Linked DNA regions of Homo sapiens: region 2 is linked to region 1. A link is an interaction called in ENCODE POLR2A ChIA-PET data of the cell type or tissue named here. Cell type or tissue: PC-9. All regions are shown on one strand. Each heading gives the region's core, and the rest is flanking DNA. Links, peaks and the distances in the headings are about the cores only. Region 1 overlaps USP24 (ubiquitin specific peptidase 24). Region 2 overlaps USP24 (ubiquitin specific peptidase 24).

Region 1 (15,401 bases), core at 1-8,000:
GTTTCTCCGTGTTGGTCAGGCTAGTCTTGAACTCCCGACCTCAGGTGATCCGCCTGCCTCGGCCTCCCAGAGTGCTGGGATTACAGGCGTGAGACACCACATCCGGCCAAGAATACTATTTTTAAACATTGCTTTACTGTGTTTCACATATTGGAGGATCACCTTGTGTTTTTCCCCATAGGTTGATTTGTTTCTAAGAGAGAAATTCTCTGTTCCATGGCCTAGATCTTACCCAGTACCCACTTTTGATTTCAGAGACTTGTTATGATTGTAAGGGGACTAGAAAAAAGGGTGGATGGCTGAATACAAGCTAGTCTCACTTCACTAGAAATGTCCACATCCTAATAGTGAACCTGATTTTTATAAGCATTTAAGTGCTCTTTCATGTTCCCTTTCTACCACATTCAGAAATTGCTACTTTTCCTTTAAAAACATTTAATTTTTGTTATATAGATTTTCAAGATGTGGAATAAAGAACTTTATGTGAGAGAACAGCAGGATGCATATGAATTCTTTACTAGTCTCATTGATCAGATGGATGAATACCTCAAGGTAGTAAAAGTTGTACTTTCCCTCTAACTCCCTCAAACTCTAATTATAGTATGAGAATAGTGTCTTAGCATTTGGGGTTACTATGAAACTGACGAATCAGAAATTGATTATCTTTAACATAAGAACTATAATGTATTCTGTGTTTAAACATCAAAACATAACACAGATCAATAGAATTGTATATTTTCTCTTTTTTTTCTTTTCTTTTTTTTTGAGACAGAGTCTCGCTCTGTCACCCAGAGTGGAGTGCAGTGGCACAATCTCAGCTCACTGCAACCTCTACCTTCCAGGTACAAGAGATTCTTGCACCTCAGCCTCCCGAGTAGCTGGGATCACAGGTGTGCACCACCACGCCCGGCTAATTTTTGTACTTTTTGGCAGAGATTGGGTTTCGCCATGTTGGCCAGGCTGGTCTCAAACTCCTGGCCTCCAGAGATTCACCCACCTCAGCCTCCCAAAGTGCTGGGATTACAGGCTTGAGGTACCATGCCTGGCCTAGAATTGCATATTTTCTTAATTCATCTAACGCTCAGTAAAGTATGTAACTCTTAATCTCTACTACATAGTAATAACCATTCCTACCTACATATTCTTTCTGTGTGTCTACTGAAATAATCTGGCCTCAGAAGAGTGCTGCAGTCACTGGTGAGCTGATGGCCCTGTGCAGAGCAGAGAGTGCTCTGGCACAGGGGAGAAAGGAGCCAGATTAAAAAGTTATTCGTGGTGCTGTTGAAACCCAAAGCTCTCTACCTCTACCCTGTAAGCCATGTGGCAGACTTCCTAAACGGTATTGCCTTCTCAGATCCCGCTGTCACTGCCAGCATTGGCCTCTCATCAGTAGGCACAATTCTTCCATTTTTTAAAGTAACTTGCAAATTGATGGCATTCTATCCACAAGAAAAAAGAAAAGATTGCTGAGAGTTGCCCCTAACTTGGTCCTTGTAGCACAGGGAGAAGGATTCAGAATCACCCTGGAGAACACTCTCTTGTCATTAGCTCTACCTGACCCATCCCTCCTCCTCTTCCTCTTCTGATCGTCTGCATCACTCTGACAGTGGGGCCAATAATGGGTTTAGCCTCCATTCACCACAGCTGATACTACCAGAATGACGCGTTTTGTTTTGGTCCTTAAATTGCAATGTGTTAATAAAATTCTGTATACTCATAAGTTCAGGAGGCATCACTTAAAACTGTAACTTTTCATTCCAACAGAAAATGGGGAGAGACCAAATTTTTAAGAATACATTTCAGGGCATCTACTCTGATCAGAAGATCTGTAAAGACTGTCCTCACAGGTGAGTGAAGATATCACCGACACAGGAAAAATGATCATCCTTTTGAAGTGATTTGTTTAGTATGTTGTAAATTTTGCATTTGTTAAGAGACTTAGAACTCTCTCCCTGTCAACAGATCTATAAGTATTTAGTGACTTAAATTTCTTTGCTTTCTACTTCCAGAAGGAGAAAAAATTTCTTTGTGGGCTTAAGAAAATATTCATTGAAATTCATAATTTTAGGCAATTCTTAATTGTCACAAAGTGGCATTTTAACTTAGTAATGGACTTTTAAAATATTGAGGGACTCCCAGATTAAAAATGTAGTTCTGTGTTCAAGCTTAGGTATTATGATAATTGAAGAGTTTTAAATTCCATTGTTGATTGTGGGTTTTCTGTTATTTCCTAATCAGATATGAGCGTGAAGAAGCTTTCATGGCTCTCAATCTAGGAGTGACTTCTTGTCAGAGTTTGGAAATTTCTTTGGACCAATTTGTTAGAGGAGAAGTTCTAGAAGGAAGTAATGCGTACTACTGTGAAAAGTGTAAAGAAAAGGTATTATGTTTGCCCTTTTTAAAAAACAAGATTAATTTGTTATTCGCATAGTGCGTCTTTGTTTTATGTAAAATCAGTATTAAGCTCCTACTGTTATTTCCATTAGATTGTGTCATTACTTGTTTTCACATGGATCAGAAAGGCCTTTGCATTAATTACTGTGCTGTTTTATTTTCTCCATGGAGATCATTCAGATTTGCTCTTTTTCCTTTTTTTTTTCTTTAGAGAATAACAGTGAAAAGGACCTGTATTAAATCTTTACCTAGCGTCTTGGTAATTCACCTAATGAGATTTGGGTTTGACTGGGAAAGCGGACGCTCCATTAAATATGATGAACAAATAAGGGTAACTTTTTTTCTTCCTGAAATTTTTCACAACCATTCATTTCCTCACTCACTTCTTTTTTTTTCCTTTTTCAATTTTCATATTCTGTCTACCATGTTAAGGCTGTTGTCTCAGCATTATGAAGAGCCCCTTATCTTAGGCAGCTGCTGTTACCGGAATAGGCAGATCTGGAAACAGTGGCCCTCATTTCTAGAAGGCATCCTAGTGATTACTATGAAGGAAAATGCCTTCCTTAGGGCTCAAACCAGAGGCTACTTTAGACGTTCCCAGACTTAACATTTCTGAGATTTTATACTTGAACTGGTGAGGTAGTTGTTCCTAGCTTAAACTAGGAAAACACTTCCTCTTATTTGGATCTCACTTAACTGGGTACTGCTGTATATGTTAGTAATCAACGTTAATATGGTCTTTTTGCTTCTACATAGTTTCCCTGGATGCTAAACATGGAGCCTTACACAGTTTCAGGAATGGCTCGCCAAGATTCTTCTTCTGAAGTTGGGGAAAATGGGCGAAGTGTGGATCAGGGCGGTGGAGGATCCCCACGAAAAAAGGTTGCCCTCACAGAAAACTATGAACTTGTCGGTGTCATCGTACACAGTGGGCAGGCACACGCAGGCCACTACTATTCCTTCATTAAGGACAGGCGGTAAGAGTTTCCTGAGGCAGCACTTACTCACTTTCTGCCCTCCCCTGCTCTCCGTTATCATCCATACTCACCGCTGTGGTGCAGGGACACTTTGGCATTGTTCTTGACTGTGTTTCATTTTGAAGTTTTAAAGCTTCGTGCAACTGGTTTTACCCCTTCAATTTGAAAAGTTGTTTTAGAAATTGAAATAATTGTTGCTACATATTTCTTAGATATTTTCAAATGGTAAACACCTGCTTTATTTGTAGACAATACATTGAGATCAATGCTAAGGATGAGGAGGTTGATTTTTTTAACCTTATAATGTTTGTCTGATCTCTGGGTTCTAGAGGGTGTGGAAAAGGAAAGTGGTATAAATTTAATGACACAGTTATAGAAGAATTTGACCTAAATGACGAGACCCTGGAGTATGAATGCTTTGGAGGAGAATATAGACCAAAAGTTTATGATCAAAGTAAGTATTTACAAATGGATATTTTCCATTAGTTTTTTTATTTATCGTTTTCTATAAAAATTAATAGTATTCTTTATATAAAAACACAACAGATTTTGTTATTTTTATTGTACTACTGTTCTAGCAATAGAACCATGAGCAAGCTCTTTAATAACCAAAGTGAAAATGTTCAAGCTGTTTATAAAAATTTTTTTAAATAATTTCTTACAACAACCTTGAGGGATAGGTAGGGGAGCTGGGAGTAAGTTAAAAGGATGAAATGAGCATCAGAGAGAAAGTAATGAATACTGAAATTGAACCTTAAAAATAGTTTTGGAAGTAGTTATCCATTAAAATTTTCAGATTTCCTTTTCACTTATGTAGAGGTGTGACTAATTAGAGAAGACATTTCTAGCACCTGTGTTTTTAAAACCATATTTATTATGCAGTGTGGCAAAGCAGTCTTTCCCTCTACAATCCCCACTCCCAGGAAAAAAGAGTATGAGGAGAAGTACAGCCCAATCAGAACTTGCTATTTGATAAAAAGCTATTTGGTGGAGACCTTAGCATTTCAGAAACCTGATTTTGAAATCTTCTAGTGGTATTTCTAAATTTTTAGCTGTATTGGATTCACTGTATTAGATTTTGATACCATGCCATTATAGTTAAGCATCTTATGGTGGTAACCTTTAAGAGTTGGATATAGTATTGTCAGAATTTGCCTGGATTTGGCCGATCTTGGCAGAAATGGTTAAGTGAGGCCAGTTATCCCATCTTGTGCCACAGAACATATTTTTAAATGTCACTTGCTATTTGCTTACATTTAGACCTCCCTAGGATACTTACCTTCTTTCTCTTACTCCATTACCATACTGCTCCCTTATTCCTTGTCCCCACCTATATCACTTCCAAGTGAGAGATCCAGCTAGGCCCACAACTGAAGTATCCTGACTTCCATGCTAAGCAGTACTCTAAAGACACTCACATTTTACTTATACTTTGCATTTTACAAACTTAGGGAGTAGTTAACTACTTGCTGGAATAATGGGCCCTTTGTTTTAGATTGTCAAGACAAGAAAAACTTTTATTTACAGATGTGTTTCTTAATGTCTTGTTATAAAGCAAACCCATACACTGATGTGCGCCGAAGATACTGGAATGCCTATATGCTTTTCTACCAAAGGGTGTCTGATCAGAACTCCCCAGTATTACCAAAGAAAAGTCGAGTCAGCGTTGTACGGCAGGAAGCTGAGGATCTCTCTCTGTAAGTGTCTCTTCCATGTAATTTGCTGTGTGATTTCTATGGTGATGATGTGGTCTGTGACAATATACTATTTGAGATTTTAAAGATAATTAGCTAAGCTGGAGAGAAATTCTAAAAAGAATTCCAAAAAGAAAATAAATCCCTTATTGCTTCATGGTTATTTTCTTGGCAAGAAGTTGTTACATATTTAGAAACATGCACGTAAGTTATTTCATTCTAGAATTGAAGTGTTTTGTTTTTTGTTTTTTTGAGACAGTGTGGTCTCACTCTGTCACCCAGGCTGGAGTGCAGTGGCATGATCATAGCTCACTGCAGCCTCGACCTCCCAGGCTGAAGCGATCCTTCCACCTCAGCCTCTTGAATAGCTGGGACCACAGGCGAGGGGCACCAGGCCCAGATATTTGGTTTGTCTGTTTTTTGTAAAGATAAGGTCTCCCAATGTTGCCCAGGCTGGTCTGGAACTCCTGGGCTCAAGCAATACTCCCATCTAGGCCTCCCAAAGTGCTGGGATTATAGGCATAAGTCACCATACCTGGACTTTTTTTTTTTTTTTTTTTTAATGTTAGCAGCATTTGTTGAATACACTTTTTGTCCAAAGCATAATGCTATGCCAACACTGTCAGAATGTTGTTGTTTTTTAAAGGTCCTATTGTCAGTGAATTTGCCTTTTAATATATTGGGTCAGGAAAGTGTTTACTTTTTCATGTGAGAAATATGACTATATGTGTTTTATTAAATTTGAAAACTTGGTTCAATACTTTGTTCTTACACGACTTTGAGTGTGTGGCTCTAAGATAAGTTTATTTCACTGCTTTTTTAATGGCTGGGAAAGATATCTCACAATAATATGAAGGAAGAATTCATTTTGTGCTTAAATGTTAAATCTCATATGCCACTTAAGTAAAAATTTGTGTTAAATTTGCCCTGCACTATTTTATCTTCTATAATGTCAATCAGTTCTCCCAACTAATTAGAAAGTATTGCATTTTTAATTTCTTAATTGTTACATTATGATTGTATATATTTATGTGGTACAGTTTTATGTTTCGATACATGTATAATAATCAAATAGTCTAATACCCGTTTATGTGAATTTGGCAAGTCTTAGTAACTACTGAAAAAATAGCCACTTTATACTAGACAGAGTTTTCTGATTCTATCTCTTAGGTCAGCTCCATCTTCACCAGAAATTTCACCTCAGTCATCCCCTCGGCCCCATAGGCCGAACAATGACCGGCTGTCTATTCTTACCAAGCTGGTTAAAAAAGGCGAGAAGAAAGGACTGTTTGTGGAGAAAATGCCTGCTCGAATATACCAGGTAAGAACCATATAAAAAATTCTAAGGGGGAATATCCACGTGGACATCAAAATGTATCTAGTAGGTCCAGAAGTACTTCTGCTGGATTAGTTGTACCACTGGGGCTACATCGTCTTACACACTTGTCTCATGAACCTTTTATGCCACGACACAGAGGGGGCCATAGAGCTAGAGCCATGGAGTGCTAAGAACACAAGTATGAATACACACTCATGATTGGCAGGCACAATCACTGACCTGCTCTGTGAGTGTGAAATGTCACAAATAAACAGAGTTGTGGGGAGTGGGCAGTAAAGAAATCGTGTTGCTGAAATAAACTTATTTTGTCTGGAGAGAAAAACAAGTTAAGGTTCATAACCTTTGAGTGGGACTAATAAAACAATCATTGGCCATTATTTATTGAACACCTACTGTGTGCTACGTGCTTTAAGCACATCTTTAATTTGTAAAAGATTATTATGCAGTATCAGGTTTTATTCTCATTTTTTGGATGGAAAAACAGGTTCAGAAAAGAAGAAGTATGTGCCAGTGTCACAGGACAAGGATCTAAATTCAGAACTGTCTACTCAGTCCAGACTTTATACACTAATTAATCAAAAGCTCAGTAGCTAGAACAAGAGAATTTGAGAAAAATATCGAGTCTTACATTAAGAAAGAAAGAGAATTAAGCCATCTGACATAAAGGAAGCATGGAGTTGGTTGTGCTTGGGAGAGCTCTGTTTATCCCCTTCTACCTAAAATACCAAGTTAGAATTCATTTGTCCTTCACATGGCAGTTTACCTGAATTTCCCAAAAGGGTATGGTTTAATGAATAATAGTTCTTATAACATCTTATATGTCAAAGGAAGGTTTTCTCTCTCCTCTTTTAAAAGTTCAAAACTTGAGAAAGGGGAATTATAAATTATAATTCACTTTTTATAAGTGCTTTTTACCTATATTTTTACATATCATTAGAAATGTCCTTCACATATTGAATATTTTTCCATTTCATAAAAATAATTATTAATCTTCTTTTGTAGATGGTGAGAGATGAGAACCTCAAGTTTATGAAGAATAGAGATGTATACAGTAGTGATTATTTCAGTTTTGTTTTGTCTTTAGCTTCATTGAATGCTGTAAGTAACTAACTGGATTGTTAGAAATAAGAAAGGGTTACAATTAAATATGCTTTAGCTAAAGCATTCAGTGATTCATCCTCAGTCTCAGTAGTTAGCATTCAGGTTAGATGCAAAAAGGTTTTCCCGTGAATGTAGCCCGTATTGGGTAATATTAAAATGCAAGCAGCATTCTGAATGTATAATGTAGATGGTGGGGAGGTGTGACTTCCCACATACTGGCTTTCTAAAGTGCCCTTGTTTAGATTTATAAAAGAATCTTAGAATAGCTATAACTGTGAGCTCATGTCAATGGATATTGGTCTTTGTGGAGATTCCTAATTTGTAATAAAATATCACAAGACTAAAGATTAACTTTCAACTACTTTTCCTTGAGTACCATGATTGTAATTTGCCAATAAGGGAAAACAACATTCTTAGTCTCTTGATGACTTAACATCCTGCGGTCTAACAACTGTTTTGAGAGGATTTCATAAAAGAAATGAAGACAATGTCTTTTCTTAACCTTTTTAAAAATTTAAATGGAACATTTTTTTATAATGAACTGGCAAGATTCTTCTTATTAGTATTTAACTTTATCATGTGTGTATATCATATTCATATATTGTGTGTGTATCATAATTTAGTTCGTAACTGTGTAATAATCTATAAAACTTCTGTGAAAAATATCCTCTTTCATGTTTCCCTCTCTTAGACTAAATTAAAGCATCCATATTATCCTTGCATGGCAAAGGTGAGCTTACAGCTTGCTATTCAATTCCTTTTTCAAACTTATCTACGGACAAAGAAGAAACTCAGGTGAGAAGTGATATGTTTTGATAATCTGTTGTGACAGAGGGCACTGGTGAATTCAATTGAAGTTGAATTTATAATTAAAATATTGTGAAAGCAGCTACCTAATTTTATTCAGAGGACTAAGACATGGTCTCTAGCTTTAAGAAACTTCTAACCTAATGGAAAGAATAGCTCAAACAAAAGAGAAATACCTAAAAAGACAATTTATACCAAGGTATAAATTCTGTACATCTTCGAATTGGGCAAAATCATATCCAGATAAGGAGATTAGAGTAGGCTTTAAGACACTGATGTTCTCAGAGGGTTTCGAAAGGCAAAACAGAGAAACACAGAGGGCTCATTTTAGGCAGAAAGGAAAGCCTGAGTAACAGACAAGACTTGGCCTAGGGAACCATGAGTGACTAATTGTGTTTTAGTAGGACGTGTGAGAGACTCCTGGAGCTGAGGCTGAATGTTGGGTTTAGAACTCACTGAGTGCCCTTAGTGCCAGAGCAGGGAGTTTGGGCTGTGTTCAGTGGGAGATCGTGAAAGGTTTTTGAACAGGGAAGTATGTCCAGAGTAATGCCTTAGAACAACAGCCTCCAATATTTTTAGCAACAGGGAGTGGTTTCATGGAAGACAATTTTTCCACAAAAGGGAGGGTTGGGGGGACAATTAGATTCTCATAGGGAACGCACAGCCTAGATCCCTCATGTGTGCAGTTCACAATAGGGTTCATGCTCCTATGAGAATCTAATGCTGCCACTGATCTGACAGGAAGTGGAGCTCAGGCTGTAATGCTCACTGGCACACCACTTACCTCCTGCTGTGCGGCCCTGTTCCTAACGGGTCCCAGGCCGGTACTGGTCCATGGCCCAGGGCTTGGGGACCTCTGCCTTAGAAACTTTACAGACATTGACTGTATCTTATTCATCATTGGTTTTATGGTTTTTTTGGGTTTTTGAGGCAGAGTCTCACTCTGTTGCCCAGACTGGAGTGCAGTGGTGCAGTCTTGGCTCACTGCAACCTCTGTGTCCCGGGTTCAAGCGATTCTTCTACCTCAGCCTCCCAAGTAGCTGGACTATGGGCGTGCGCCACCACACCCGGCAAATTTTTGTATTTTTAGTAGAGACGGGGTTTCGCCGTGTTGAGCAAACTACTCTTGAACTCCCAGCCTCAGGTGATTCGCCTTCCTTGGCCTCCCAAAGTGCAGAGATTACAGGCGTGAGCCACTGTGCCTGGCCTCGTCATCGGTTTTTATCTTCAGCACCTGGTAAGGTGCCTGCACATTATAGGTTCTGGATAAGTCATTGTTCTGTGAATAAATGAGTGAAGAATGAAGAGTATTGAGCAGTGGTTTGTAGAATATACCTAGAGTAAGGGGAGACCCAGGGTGAGGAGACCAGTTAGAGTTAAAAGACTACTTAAGTTCCCAGTCTTTTCCCTCTCACTAGCAAAGTGAGCTTCTCCAAGTATGGAGAGGTTTTTGGACAGATTTTGCAGTCAAGAAACTCTTCAGAAAAAATATATAGTGACAACTTCATTTTTATGTATAATAATCAAAGATATATTAAGTGATCTCAGTCTTTATTATCTGAAAAAGAAAAAATAATGTATCCCTTTCTTTTAATGTCTGGCATAGGATTAACTAATTAGTCACTATGCCTATCCTGGCATAGGATTGGTCACTTTTGTTTGTGAAATTTGCTCATGCTCTTTACACATGGCCCACTATTTCCATTTTGTTTATATGGCCATTTTACACAATGATCATTTTGGGACATTGGGGGATGTAAGGGAGGTGTTATGAGGGCTTGGGTAGAATAGTCATTATACCTTTTTTCTGCCTGAATATTTTTTTTTTATTCCATAAGGTAGGATATTAATGATTTTAGCAATAAAGCATAAAAATGTCAATGTAAGCTATTCTGAAAGTGGACATTTTGTGAGTGTAAATTAATGAAAAAAATGCTATAGTTCAGGCCTTTTGTCTAATTCGAGTTGTTTGATGAAGATGCAGAAGGAAGGTAAAGTCTAAGACTTAAGCTTCTTTACACTTTTTTGTTTGTGGGGAAAGATGAGCCACACCACAAGGAGCCAAGGAATGCAAAGCACTGACTTCCAGAGTACACTGAGCCATGGTAGTGGGCAGTCATTAAGTATCTCTTATCCCTCCACTCTACCCACGAGAGACATACAGAGAGACATTCATAGATAGAAAGGATAAGAACCAACAAGAGTGCACTGCATGAGGTCATTGGCTGGGCTTATGCTCCTAACATTGCTGTATCTGCTTTTTTTTAAAGGGTTGATACTGAAGAATGGATTGCTACCATTGAAGCATTGCTTTCAAAAAGTTTTGATGCTTGTCAGTGGTTAGTTGAATATTTTATTAGTTCTGAAGGACGAGAATTGATAAAGTAAGTGTTGGAGTCTTTTAATTAAAAGAAATTTGTGTCTCTTCCAGTGATTTAGAGCTGAAGTTTCTTATAACCCTTTTTATTTCAACTTGAAATTATTGTTCTGCTTAAAGTCTATTTTAAACTCTCTTCACTGAAACAGTGAGGAAATAATTCAGGTCACTCCAAAATCATCTCAGGCAAGTATTCAGTGACCACAAGAAGAGCCTGTGAGGCAGATCGCCTGCCAGGTACTCATAGGCACGTGGGTCTTAAACCCCTGCTATGGTTCAAAGGGGGTCAGAGACGCAAGTCTCTTCCCTCAGGGACTCGGAATCTGGTGGAAAGAGAGAAACAATCCCAGAGTACCACACATTTCACAATATTGTCTAACTGTGTTTGGATTCTGACTAAAAAATTATTTTTCAAAAATCTACCGGTAGGCCAGGTGCAGTGGCTCGCACCTGTAATCCCTGCACTTTGGGAGGCCACGGCGGGCAGACCATGAGGTCAAGAGATCAAGACCATCCTGGCCAACATGGTGAAACCCCGCCTCTACTAAAAATACAAAAAATTAGCCGGGCGTGGTTGTGGGCACCTATAGCTACTTGGGAGGCTGAGGCAGGAGAATTGCTTGAACCCAGGAGGCAGAGGTTGCAGTGAGCTGAGATCGCGTCACTGCACTCCAGCCTGGCAACAGAGCGAGACTCCACTCAAAAAAAAAAAACTCCTGGTAGTATATTACCTATGATAGTACATCTACCTAGGTACCTGAAATTTAAAAAAGAAAAATTTGCTTTTCTGGCAGAAATTCAGAATGCTCCAATCACTATGAATGTTTACACTTTACTTCTGATCATCCTCATCAAGTCAGCTTCTCTTGTCCTTGGAAGTTCAACATTTATGTGGGGTTCCAGCAAGCACTGCCGTGGTCTCTGGTGTCCTGTCTCCTCTATTCCCCAGTGGGCTCCTCCTTCACTCTGCCTCAGCTGTGCCCACTCCTTACCGCTCGACTTCACTGAGAAAGTACAGATTAGCAAATGAGCATTTCCTACCCCAACCACAGATGCCACACGCCTGCCAGAGTCTGTTCCAGCTTGCCCTTTCCTCTCTTTATTGTAGAGGAAGTATCCTCTCTCCTTTCAAAATGAATCTCTCTACATGTGCACACCTTCTCAAGGAAGTTGACCCTTTAATTATCTCACTCTTAATTCCTGCATCTTTACTTTCTAGAATTTTCTATCACTTCTGTCACTTCTGCCAGCATACAAATATGCTCTGTTTTCTCTCAAAACAAACACACAACAGGGAATTCAGAAACGCAAGTCTCTTCCCACAAGGCGATCACAGTCTGCTGGTAAGTTAGAGATCTTTTCAGAACTGCTGATCCCTGATCCTCTTCCTCTCTAGGTCTGAGCTCCAAACATTTATTTGCCTACTTGATATCTGCACTTTTCCCTCTAATCTATTTCATTCAGCAACAGACCTGTTCTTTTTCAAACAAATTAGATCACATTACCTCTCTGGTTAAAAATTCTTCAGCGGAATCCTGTTGCTCTCAGAATAAAATCCAGAATTTTCACCATTACCCACAAGGCCTTGCTTGATCTGGTTTTTGTCCTTCCAGGCTTTCCTTGACTCACTCTCTGCTTGTCAGGCTTTAGCCATACTGGCTCATTGGTTCCTTGAACCTGCCGAGCTTATTTTCCTGCCTCAAGGTCCTTGCACCTGTTATTCCTTATCTGGAACACCATCCTCCCCTCTTCACATAGTAAGTGGCTTCTCCTTCAGACATCAGCGTGAATAGCATTTGCTCTGAGAGGCTGTTCCCAGTCACCCAGTCTAACGGATGTTGCCTGCTAGTCTGCTCCCTTTTTTCTGCCCATCTCCTCTACTACAACTTCAGCTTCTTGAGGGCAGAAGCCAGGTTCAGTTCATTCCCTACTAGACACAAAGAGGCTGGCAAATAGCAAGCAGTCAAATACTTATTCAGGCATGCATGCATATATCCATATAATTCATAAAAAGAATCAGTAAGCATTTCTTTGAAGTGCTGTGTGCTGTACGCCTGTCCCTTTAGAGTTTGCATTAGAGATAACCATTTTTCTAGTTTGATTCCAAAATATCTTTCCAACGGGACTCCTGAGCATTGTGCAAGCATTAGAATGTTATAGAAAGATCATCCATTTGGAAGGAACATGGCAAATATGCAAATATTTTATTCATTCCCTTATGTCCAAGCAGACTTGCTTTTAAATATCTCCAGAGAAACTGTAACGTCCTTTGGGTAGTATGTTTGGTTTCTTGGTATTCCTAATGCTCAAGAATCCCAGTGAATTACTTCTACATTCTTCCTGATGGAGTTTATTATAGTTTGTTTCTTTCTTTATAAAGACCAATCACTCATCACTATCAATTGCTATGATTTCGTGTTTGAAGAATTAATGATCTTTTTTTCTAATTACTTATTTCTTTATAATTTTTAAGATAGGTTGTCATTTTTGCAACTAAAAAATAAGTATATATACTATACTCATATTTTAGTAACTTTAAACATGAAGAGATATTGTCTTTTAGATCAGCCCCTTGGTATAGTCTTCTAAGGCAATTCTTTAAACATAATTATAATTGTAAAAAAATTAATTCATAGTAAATATTGCTTACAGATTGATCTAAAGAATTCAGACTACTAACATGAAGGATACTTTACATTTTTAAAGAGCCTTTTATTGTGGAAATGTTTAAACACACGCAGAAGTAGGCAGAATGAGCCCTCTCCTGTACCCAGGCCCCAGGCAAGTTGTTGACATTTGCCTGTCTTGCCTTAGCTATCTCAGCTCTCACACAGGATACCCACATGCAGGCTTTTTTGTCTCTCTGAAGTATTTTAAATTGCAGACATTATATCATTTCACAATAAATTTTCAGCGTGTATCTGAAGGTAAAGTTCATCTCTAACAGCAAAGTTAAAAACAATGTAAGTACTTTACTGTTATCACACCAACAAAATTAATATAATTCCTTCATATCACCTTATATCTAGTCCATGTTCAGATTTCCTCCAAAGGTCTCAGAAGTGTCATTTTACCATTGAGTTTGCACAAATCAGGATCCAGTGAGGTCCACACATGGCCTTTGCTTTCTGTGTCTCTTAAGGCTCTTCTGACCATCAGTCATTCCTTTGTCCCCCTGCCCCTTGTATGCTGTGCCATTTGTTTGAGGAGTAGACTGTTTGCTCTGTAGAGCTCCCCATATTCTGGATCTGTTTGCATCCTCTAGGTATTCCCTTCAAGAGAATTGCAGCTGAGTCTGATTGTACCTCTAGAGCTGAACATTATGGGAGTACTTCTTATCTTTTAAACTTTCTCATAGTTGCCACATAGAGTCTTAGTGAATTTTGAACAGAGCCTTGGCTGGTATGTGGCATTACAGTTAGCAGGAATAAGCAGAAGTGAAGTGACCTTGGAAAGCTCCACTTGGCCCATAAGCGCTAACACTGTCAGGAGACTCTACTTTTGTTTCTTGGCTATTAGATGGGACCTATCATGGGAAGGTTGAGGTTGTGGAAATGTATCTTGCTTTTTCACACCACCTTTCTCTTTCTTTCAGGATTTTCTTACTGGAGTGCAATGTGAGAGAAGTACGAGTTGCTGTGGCCACCATTCTGGAGAAAACCCTAGACAGTGCCTTGTTTTATCAGGATAAGGTCGGTCTCATTTTTAAAACGTTATTTATACACTGTGTTTTTACCAAATGTTTTAAATTGCAGGTAATAAGAAAGAGCCTAGGATTGGAGTCTGGTAATTTTGCCACATAAATACACCTTCTGTGAACTGATTTTTGGTACATGCCAGGGAGAAGGCATTCTGTCCCTTCCTCCTCACATCCCAAACACCAGGGTAGGCCAGGAATTCAGGCCTGCTTTGGTCTGCGTTGGGATTTTCTCTCTAGAAACACTCCCTTTTCAGAGTCCTTTCTCAAGAATTTGTATTAGATCTCTCTGAACTGAGACTAATCTGTGTCTAGAGACTCATCTAGGCCAGCAGACATTTTGAGCCACCTCTGGCTTTGTCTTTTTCCTCATAAGCTATTTTCCTGATCTAAACCTGCAGCTGGCAACCAAACCAAATAGTGCTATTCATCCAGGGGCGTTAAGTCCTTACAGGTACAGCAGTTACTTCCCAAGATTGCTGTTTCAAACAGCTGACACTACATGGAAAACTTTGAAAAATGTTATTTTCACAACAAATTGGCTTCTTATAAACATTAGCTGGAGGCATTGTGCCTCAATGAACTAAATACAGATTCTAGGAATTACTGCTTCAAATGCAGATGTTGGCTTTGCTGTGCAACTTTGAGCAAGTCCTTTAAGGAGGATGTTGATCCAGATACAGTGCCTGCCACCCAAGCACTTAGTTCCATGAACAAGGCAGTCAAATATGCCCCTTAGGAAGGTCCTCAAAGACTGTATCTCAATTCCGGGAATCATTAGGAAGTTGAGGTTTACTGTAAGGCAGTGGTTTTGATCAGCTTAAATAGCAGAACCATTTTTTAAACAAAATCCTACCTAGATGCAAAATATAGAATACAAGCCACAGGAGCAGCTGAGGACAGTTCAAATGCCATTGCTCCATTCCCTGTGGAAGTTTCTAAGATGCATCAAGAATCCTTAACATAAGGACCATATCACTCTCCTCCTTCCTCCCATGTACCAACCCAAACAAAG
Region 2 (8,339 bases), core at 1-8,000, 95 kb before region 1:
GACTGCCTTATTTCACTAAGCATGATGTCCTCAAGGCTTGTTCATGTTATAGTATGTCGCAAGATTGCCTTCTTTTTAAAGGCTGAATGGGCCTCCTTATGTACTTTCGTAATACTCTTACAGTAACACTCCTAACAAGAAATTGTAATTTCTTATTTGTCTTTTTCCCTGAAAGACAGGAGATTTCCAAGATTCAGTGGCAGAGTATGTCTGTCTTATTCATAGATGTATTCATAGCCTCTGGAAAATACTGAATGAGAATTCTGTGTAAAAATAGAAGACAGAATACCTTCCTTTGCTTGGAGGAATCTCAACGCTCGAAAATTTTGTTGAAGAGATGATACTTGAAGTGGTTTTGAAGAAGTAGGAATTTATCAGGCTGAGAAAGGGCCACCTAGGCAGAGAGAGCAGCCTACAGCTATACATGGTTTCATGATAGGACCTTGTATGTAGCTCCAGCAGAAGGTTTGGAAAGTGGCAAACCATATATTGTGATGGATTGTGATCAGAGGATGGAGAGCCTTGCCTGCCAATGCAAGAAGCTTGCTTTTACTTTCTAGGCACCTTTAGGCAGCTGGGAGCAAATGGAGCTTTCTGAGGAAGTGAGTGATGGGATGAGCTTCCTTTTTTTGGTTTGGGTTGGGGTTAGGGTTTTCGTTTTGTTTTGTTTTGTTTTGTTTTAAGGAAGATCATTCTGGTGGCCCTTTGGAGGGGGCACGGGAGTGGTGATATGGACTGGTAGAAGGAATGGCAGTTATATGAGTATTGCAGCAGTCCGAGCAACACAGGACAGAGACCTCAAGTAAGCAGGCTTGGCTAGGACAGACTATTCAGAAGAAATTTATAAGGTAGAATTACTGTGATGTGACCAACTGGCTGGGACGAGGACACAGTTCCGGGGTTAGGAATGTTAGAGAAGTAACAGATTTGAGTCAGAAACCGAGTTCTTTGTGGATATGGTAAATCTGGAGTACATTGAGGGCACCAAGGTTAGAGTCTAGCATAGAGAGAGAGAGAGAGAGGGACAAAGAAAGATTCATCTGAAGCCTAAGGAGTGGACTAGGCTACTATTTCTTTTTTCTTTTTTTTTTGAGACAGGGTCTCCCTCTGTCGCCCAGCCTGGAGTACAGTGGCATGAACACGGCTCACTGCAGCCTCAGCCCTCTGAGCTCAAGTGATCACCCACCTCAACCTCCCAAACTGCTGGGATTACAGGTGTGAGCTCACTGCTCTCAGCCTGGGCTTCTATTTCTTATGTTGCTGTGTGTTGTAGCTGGCCCTGTGATGAATTATCCCTCATCTGTGTAGGAATCCTGCAAATCGGGCACCATGCTCTCTTTCTCATTGAGGAAAACAAAGGCAAATAGATTAAGAAGTTTATTCAAGGTAACACAGCTAGCAAGTGGTAGTGAAAGAATCAACAATTAGATCTGTTAGATGGTAATACTTAGTAAAGGAAATTTCAACAAAATTAAGGATGAAAGTTGATTGCTTCTGCTAGATAGCTGTTTATCTAGAGCTTTAAGTTTTAATGGATTAAAAAATACTAGTGCTTTGGAAGAAAATAAGTTTTACTTGATAGTCCTCTCTTACCTCCCCAATTCTTGGCTTGGGGTGCATTATATAAGTTCTGTTTTTTGTAAAAGCATTTTTGCCTCCATTCTGCATTGGTGTTTTTTGAGGCCATGCTATGCTACCAATTTTAGGAGGAATTGGAATACTTTCAAGTATGCTTAATCTAGAGCCTGAGATTTGGAGAAACCTTGACTTAAATTTTTATTTCAGTCTGAACGCATTTAATGACTGTTGGTGTTAGGCAAGTGACCATAAGAAATGTGACTTCTGGTGAGTAACTTTGCCTTATGTGAGCCTCAGTTTGTTTGCTCATGTAAAAAATGAGGATGATAACTCTTACCTCCTGAGGTTTGAGAATAATTAAATTATAATATATGTACACTTTTCCATAGTTACTAGTGCTGTTCCTGACATGTAGCAGCTAGGTGCTCAGTAGACGTATTAGTTCTCCTTTACTGCTCACTCATATTGCTCTCATCTGAATTTATCTCAATCCCCTTTACCATATCTCTCCTCCTTCCTGCTGGCTGCTAAAACTGAGGGCCCAGCATAACTGCAGTCACTGGAGATGCCCTAAGGAAATTGGGACTGGAACAGCTACCTACTTTTTGGATCCTGGAATCGATGATCTGTATGTCCCAAACCTTAAATATTAAATGAAGGTTACCCTCTATATGTAAGATATCACCTTTGGATTATAGGACAACCTCTTCTCATGAAAACCTTGCTTCTCTGTATTCTAAATACAGTTGTCCCTTGGTTTCTGTGGGGAGTTGGTTTCAGGACCCCCTTGGGGATACCAAAATCTGTATCCACCTGCCCTCCCCACAGATACCGAAATGCTCAAATCCCTTATATAAAATGGCTTAGTATTTGCATGTATCCTAAGCACATCCTCCTGTGTACTTTAAATCATCTCTAGATTACTTATAATACCTAATACAATATAAATGCTATGCAAGTAGTTGTTATACTGTATATAAATACATTATTTGTAATGTAAATTACAAAATGTAAATACATTGCTTTCTATGTATTTAAGGACTAATGACAAGAAAAAAATGTCTAGATCCGTTCAATACAAATGCAACCATCCATTTTTTCCCAAATATTTTCAGTTCACAATTGGTTGAACCCATGGGTGTGGAGGACTGACTTTACCTGAATAACCAAGAAGGGTTAATGCAGGGAACCACATACAAAAGTCAGCTTTTGTTGAATAGTTTAGGAAGTTATTTACTACTCATAACATGGAATGAAGATGCATTCCAGGAAAACATTTGCAGACTTCAGACACAATGTATTCATACATGGGGACTGCATACACTTACTTGTTTATCATCTTCTCTTTTTCCAGGAAGCAATATTTTAGGAATTATTTTCTCTAGTCTGAATTAACAGGGAATATCAGATCTGCATATAACCATCTCCAAATTGCTTTGAAAAATATTTAGTAAAACTGACAACCTCAATATTTAATGAAAGGTATTATAAATTAGTGACTTGCAATCGAATGCCCATGTTTGCATGTTTTTCCTTAAGCTCTTCACATATATGTTTCTAATTGTTTATTATAATACACAAGTAATAGACAAATCTGTTTAAAATCATCGTGAAGAGATCAGTCTGTCATCTTCATTTTTCTATATATTGATCAGAGGTTCTTTTGAGCACATGTTGGTTAATAGCATAGTTCAGTAATTGAATTTAGTATTCAAATAAACTTTAAGCAACACTGGTAGTCTCTTATCCGTTAAGTTGAATAATTTTCTTTTATCTGTATTTGTTGAGTCAGTGGGCAGACAGGAGCTTATCTCTAAACTAGCAGGTGGTAGGTACCTCCCCAGTAGGTTTTACTTCTTTCAACAAAGAAGGCTTAAATTACAGTAATGTATCCTTGTTGGGTTCAAGAGTAATCAGTTTATTGTCTCTTTAAAAAAATAAGGGTACTTTTTCTAAATAAATATTAAACTCTCTTATTAACTTAAAAGCTTGCATGTTGATTTTTTAAAGCTCATTTGCAAGGATTAGGTAGATTTTGTGTGCATGTGTACTTAACTCCCAGTTAGGATATCACCTGTGCTTATGTTGGTTCATTTGCGTTTTTCAAACGGGCAAGTTTCTGGATATGGATAGCAACGTATGTACAAACATGTCTAACTAAAATTTGCAATATGAAAGGTAGGATGCAGAAAGGTATTTTTGTCAAAATAATCTATATTTTAAACTTAAAGATCTTTGCTAAACTGTGTGGGGGTAGATTAATATTGTACAGTGACTGTGTATCAATTCCATGAAAAACTTCAGTTGCAACAATTAAAAGTGCCAGGCCAGGCAGGGTGGCTCATGCCTGTAATCCTAGCGCTTTGGGAGCCAGAGGCGGGCAGATCACGAGGTCAGGAGTTTGAGACCAGCCTGGCCAACATGGTGAAACACCGTCTCTACTAAAAATACAAAAAATTAGCCGGACGTGGTGGCAGGCGCCTGTAATCCCAGCTACTCAGGAGGCTGAGACAGGAGAATCGCTTGAACCTGGGAGGCAGAGGTTGCAGTGAGTCAAGACCGTGCCACTGCACTCCAGTGTGGGTGACAGAGCGAGACTCCATCTCAAAAAAAAAAAAAAGAAAGTGCCATATTGATCTTATAAGTAAGTAAATACTAAGCCTTAGTCCAAACAGTTGGCAAACAGATGAAGTCATAATCATAACTATTTGAATTCCTAGCATATTTATGGCACTATAAAGCATTATGGCAGTTACAGAGACTTGTTTATATTTTCATTTGTATTTGTGGGCATAAAAAAATTACATATTTAGGAAGTAGCCTAAAATACTGAAGAGATGAGTATGTATCCAACAATGTTACTTGTTCTTACTTTAATCGTAAACTGACCAATTAGAAATCATAATTGAACACATTAGTTCATCTGTATTATTTTTCTTGAACAACTGAATACACAAGATTTAATGTTATTAAAAATTTTTCAGGTTAAAAGTGACATTCAATAATTGTTGGCAAGCTCATTTCTCTTCTACCTTCGTGCCAGAGCTGTGCATCTCCTAACAACTGCTGGATTTACATGAATATTGTAAAATATTTTATAAAAATTATTTTTCAATTTTAAATGAAGTTGATGGAGTATCATAAAAAGCAGCAAAGATATTGACTCAAGTAGTCAAATGGCTAAAAATGTTGAAGTTTTATTAATATACTTGAAAAATACTGGTTTTGAAATAATTTGATCTGTAATCTTCTCTCTGGAGCACGATTTCCTTTAAACTTCTTCAACTGTGTACAGGTTTGTTCTCACTGCACATATACCTGGACACCCACAGGCTGGTTTGGCATCCACCAGCCTTTTCTCTACTTTCACATTATCCTTTTCTTTAAAGACAAGAATTGTGTCCGTTATCTTTGTCCTCAGCACTGAGCATTTTGTCTGGAGCATAGCACTCTCAATAAATATGTTTTTAATTAATTTATAATCAGTGACCATTAATGGTTACTTTTGTATCATTTGGATTTGGCATCTAATGAGAAAATAGTAAGTTAAATTGCAAAGATCTTATTAAAAGCTCAATACATTATGTCTGTTCGGAGCTATGACATTTTGCAATAGAACGATACTGAGCTGCTTTGTATGTGTTCTCTTGGTCAGTATGTAATTTTTGCCAAGGACAGGCTCTACTTAAAAGTGATAACTCAAAATATCAAACCAACCAAAATATGGGTTCATACTATCCCCCTCTGTGGTTGCTTATCTCTTTGTGTTTGCAGCACACTCCTGAAAATGTAGTGCTGCTTTGTATCATTCCTTAACCCTGTGTATAACGCGCTGTTGCTTCCAGTTTTAAGACCAAGAATGTTAACTGCCTAGGAGGCAACATGGTATATTTCGCCTGTCAAGTCTTAAATAATATTTTCTTTCTTTCTTTTTTTTTTTTTTTTTTTTTGAGATGGAGTCTTGGTCTGTCACCCAGGCTAGAGTGCAGTGGTGCAATCTTGGCTCACCGCAACCTCCGCCTCCTGGGTCCAAGCAATTCTCCTGCCTCAGCTTCCCAAGTAGCTGGGATTACAGGTGCCTTCCACCATCCCCAGCTAATTTTTGTATTTTTAGTAGAGATGGGGTTTCACCATGTTGGTCAGGCTGGTCTCAAACTCCTGACCTCAAGTGATCCTCCCTCAGCCTCCCAAAGTGCTGGGATTACAGGCATGAGTCACCGTGCCTGGCCTTATATAATAATATTTTTTAATTGCTGTTTTAAAGCTAATTGCCATATGTGTTAGATTTTTATTACAGATTAGGTACAACTCTGTGTTTTGCAGTTCTTAGATATATACCCACTTTCTTTAGTGACTATAATCATTGAACTCATTTTTGTTAATCAAGTCTTTTAAATAACAGCTTTATTGAGAAAGAATTCTTATACTATAAAGTTCACCGTTTTAAAGTGTGCATTCAGAATTGTGCAACCATCACCACCATTTATTTTGAGAATATTTTCATCACCTCCAAAAGAAACCTCATGCTGTCTTTTTCTATCTCCTGCCATCCTGTGGCAACCACCAGTCTACTTTCTGTGTCTATGGATTTGCCTATTGTGAACATTTCATATAAACAGAATGATACAATATGCGGCCTTTTATGTCTGGCTTCTTTCACTTAGTATATTTTTGGAGTTCATTGAGAACTGAACTTCAGAACTTATTTTTGTGGAAATTCATTCAACTCACTATGTTCATTCAAAATACTGTAACTTGTCAGTATTTTGATCATTTTTAGAGCTAAAAAATACTTCATTGTATGGATATAACACATGGACATAAAATGGATTGTTCATTCATTCTTTCTAATGGACATTTGGATAATTTCCAAACCTTTTGGTTGTTAGCAACAATGCTGCCACGAACACTCATGTATACGTGTTTTATGTGGACATATGTTTCCATTTCTCTTATGAATATTTGTATGAATGGAATTGTTATGTCAAGTGGAAACTTAGTAACCTTTGAGGAACTGCCAAACTGTCTTGGAAAGCGGTGGCCCCATTTTATAATCAATCAGCAGTGTGTGAAGTTTCCAATTGCTTCACATTCTCACCAATACTTGTTATTTCCTGTCTTTTTTTTTTTTTTTTTTTTTTTTTTTTTTTGAGATGGAGTTTTGCTCTTGTTGTCCAGGCTGGAGTGCAATGGGTGGCGCGATCTCTGCTCACCACAACCTCCGCCTCCCAGGTTCAAGCAATCCTCCTACCTCAGCCTCCCTAGTAGCTGGGATTACAGGTGCCCACCACCACACCCAGCTAATTTTTTATATTTTTAGTAGAGACGGGGTTTCACTATGTTGGACAGGCTGGTCTCGAACTCCTGATCTCAGGCAATCCACCTGCCTCAGCCTCCCAAAGTGCTGGGATTACAGGTGTGACCCACCATGCCCGGCTTCTTTCCTGTCTTTTTAAATTTTGGCCATCCTAGTAGGTGTGAAGTGGTATTTTGTGGTTTTGATTTGCATTTTCCTGAAGATGCTTAGCATCTTTTTGTGAACCGCTTGTATCTTTTTTGGAGAAACATTTATTCAAATCTTTTGCCCATTTTTTATTAGGTTATTTGTCTTTTTATTGAGTTGTAAGGTTTTTTTTTTGTATTCTATATGCAAATCTTTTATCAGATCTATGATTTGCAAATACTGTTTCTCATTCTGTAGATTCTTTTTTTCACTTTCTTAATGGTGACTTTTGATGCACAAAAATTTTTATTTTTGATGAAGTTTATTTTTTCTTTGTTGCTTTTGCTTTTCCAAGAAATAATTACCTAATCCAAGGTCATGAATATTTAGTCTTGCGTTACATTGAGTTAGTTTTTGTATGTGGCTTGAGGTGGGGTCATTTCATTCTTTTGCTTGTGTATATTCAGTTGTCTCAGCACCATTTGTTGAAAAGACTGTCCTTCCTCCATTGGATTACTTTTTTGTCTTTGTGAAAGATTAAGTTGTCTCGTGACTCTTGCTGAAAAATTAATTGACCATAAATACCAGGTATTATTTATGAAATCTCCATTATATTCCATTGATTCATTATGCCAGTACCAGATTGTCTTGATTACTATAGCGCTGTAGTAAGTTTTGAAAATGGGAAATGTGAATTCTTGAACTTTGTTGTTTTGACTATTCAGGGTTCCTTGTAAATTTTAAAGTTAGATTGTCGTTTTTTGCAAAGAAACTAGCTGGAATTTTGATGCGGATTGTGTTCAATTTGTAGACCAATTTGGGGAATATTGTTATCTTAACAGTTTTAAGTTCCAATCTATGAACATAGGATGTCTTTTTGTTTATTTAGTTCTTATAATTTCCTTCAATGATGCTTTGTAGTTTTCAGTGTACAAGTCTTGCACTTCCTAAGTATTTTATTCTTTTTAATGTTATTGTAAATGAAATTATTCTCTTTATTTTAGGATTACCCATTGTTAGTGTATAGAAATACAGTTGTTAGTGTATAGAAATACAGTATATTGATACTGTATTCTGCAGCCTTGCTGAACTCATTTATTCTGGTATTTATTTTGGTGAATTCCTTAGGATTTTCTCTGTGCAAAATTATGGCATCAGTGAATAGAAGTAGTTTTATTTCATCCTCTTTAATCTGAATGCCTTTTATTTTTTCTTTGCCTAATTGCCTTGACTAGACACTCCAGTGCAGTGTTGAATGGAAGCTGTGAGAGCAGACATCTTTGTCTCATTCCTGATCTAGAGAAAAGCATTCAGTATT

The links. ChIA-PET counts read pairs that join two places held together with the same protein. Peaks named below come from ENCODE experiments on the same cell type or tissue, not always from the same donor. Only the 100,000 strongest peaks of a DNase experiment are listed, where the experiment ranks them.
Region 2: POLR2A ChIA-PET joins it to region 1 with 8 read pairs; 2 of 35 experiments call an interaction of 5 or more read pairs at or near these places.

What each region holds. Positions count from the first base shown.
Region 1 is chr1:55,084,922-55,100,322 of GRCh38, reverse strand. USP24 (ubiquitin specific peptidase 24) reads left to right here. Exons shown (of 68, transcript NM_015306.3): 45 at 454-552; 46 at 1,765-1,847; 47 at 2,239-2,380; 48 at 2,606-2,725; 49 at 3,151-3,371; 50 at 3,701-3,825; 51 at 4,927-5,068; 52 at 6,236-6,386; 53 at 7,407-7,502; 54 at 8,197-8,300; 55 at 10,583-10,696; 56 at 14,285-14,381. Among named protein-coding and RNA genes, the nearest start is that of PCSK9, 53 kb to the right of the region's middle. In PC-9, for the core only: no CTCF peak of the experiment used is centred there; no DNase peak of the experiment used is centred there.
Region 2 is chr1:55,187,354-55,195,692 of GRCh38, reverse strand. All of the region lies in intron 1 of USP24 (ubiquitin specific peptidase 24), which reads left to right. Among named protein-coding and RNA genes, the nearest start is that of USP24, 24 kb to the left of the region's middle. In PC-9, for the core only: no CTCF peak of the experiment used is centred there; a DNase peak (open chromatin) is centred at 4,282.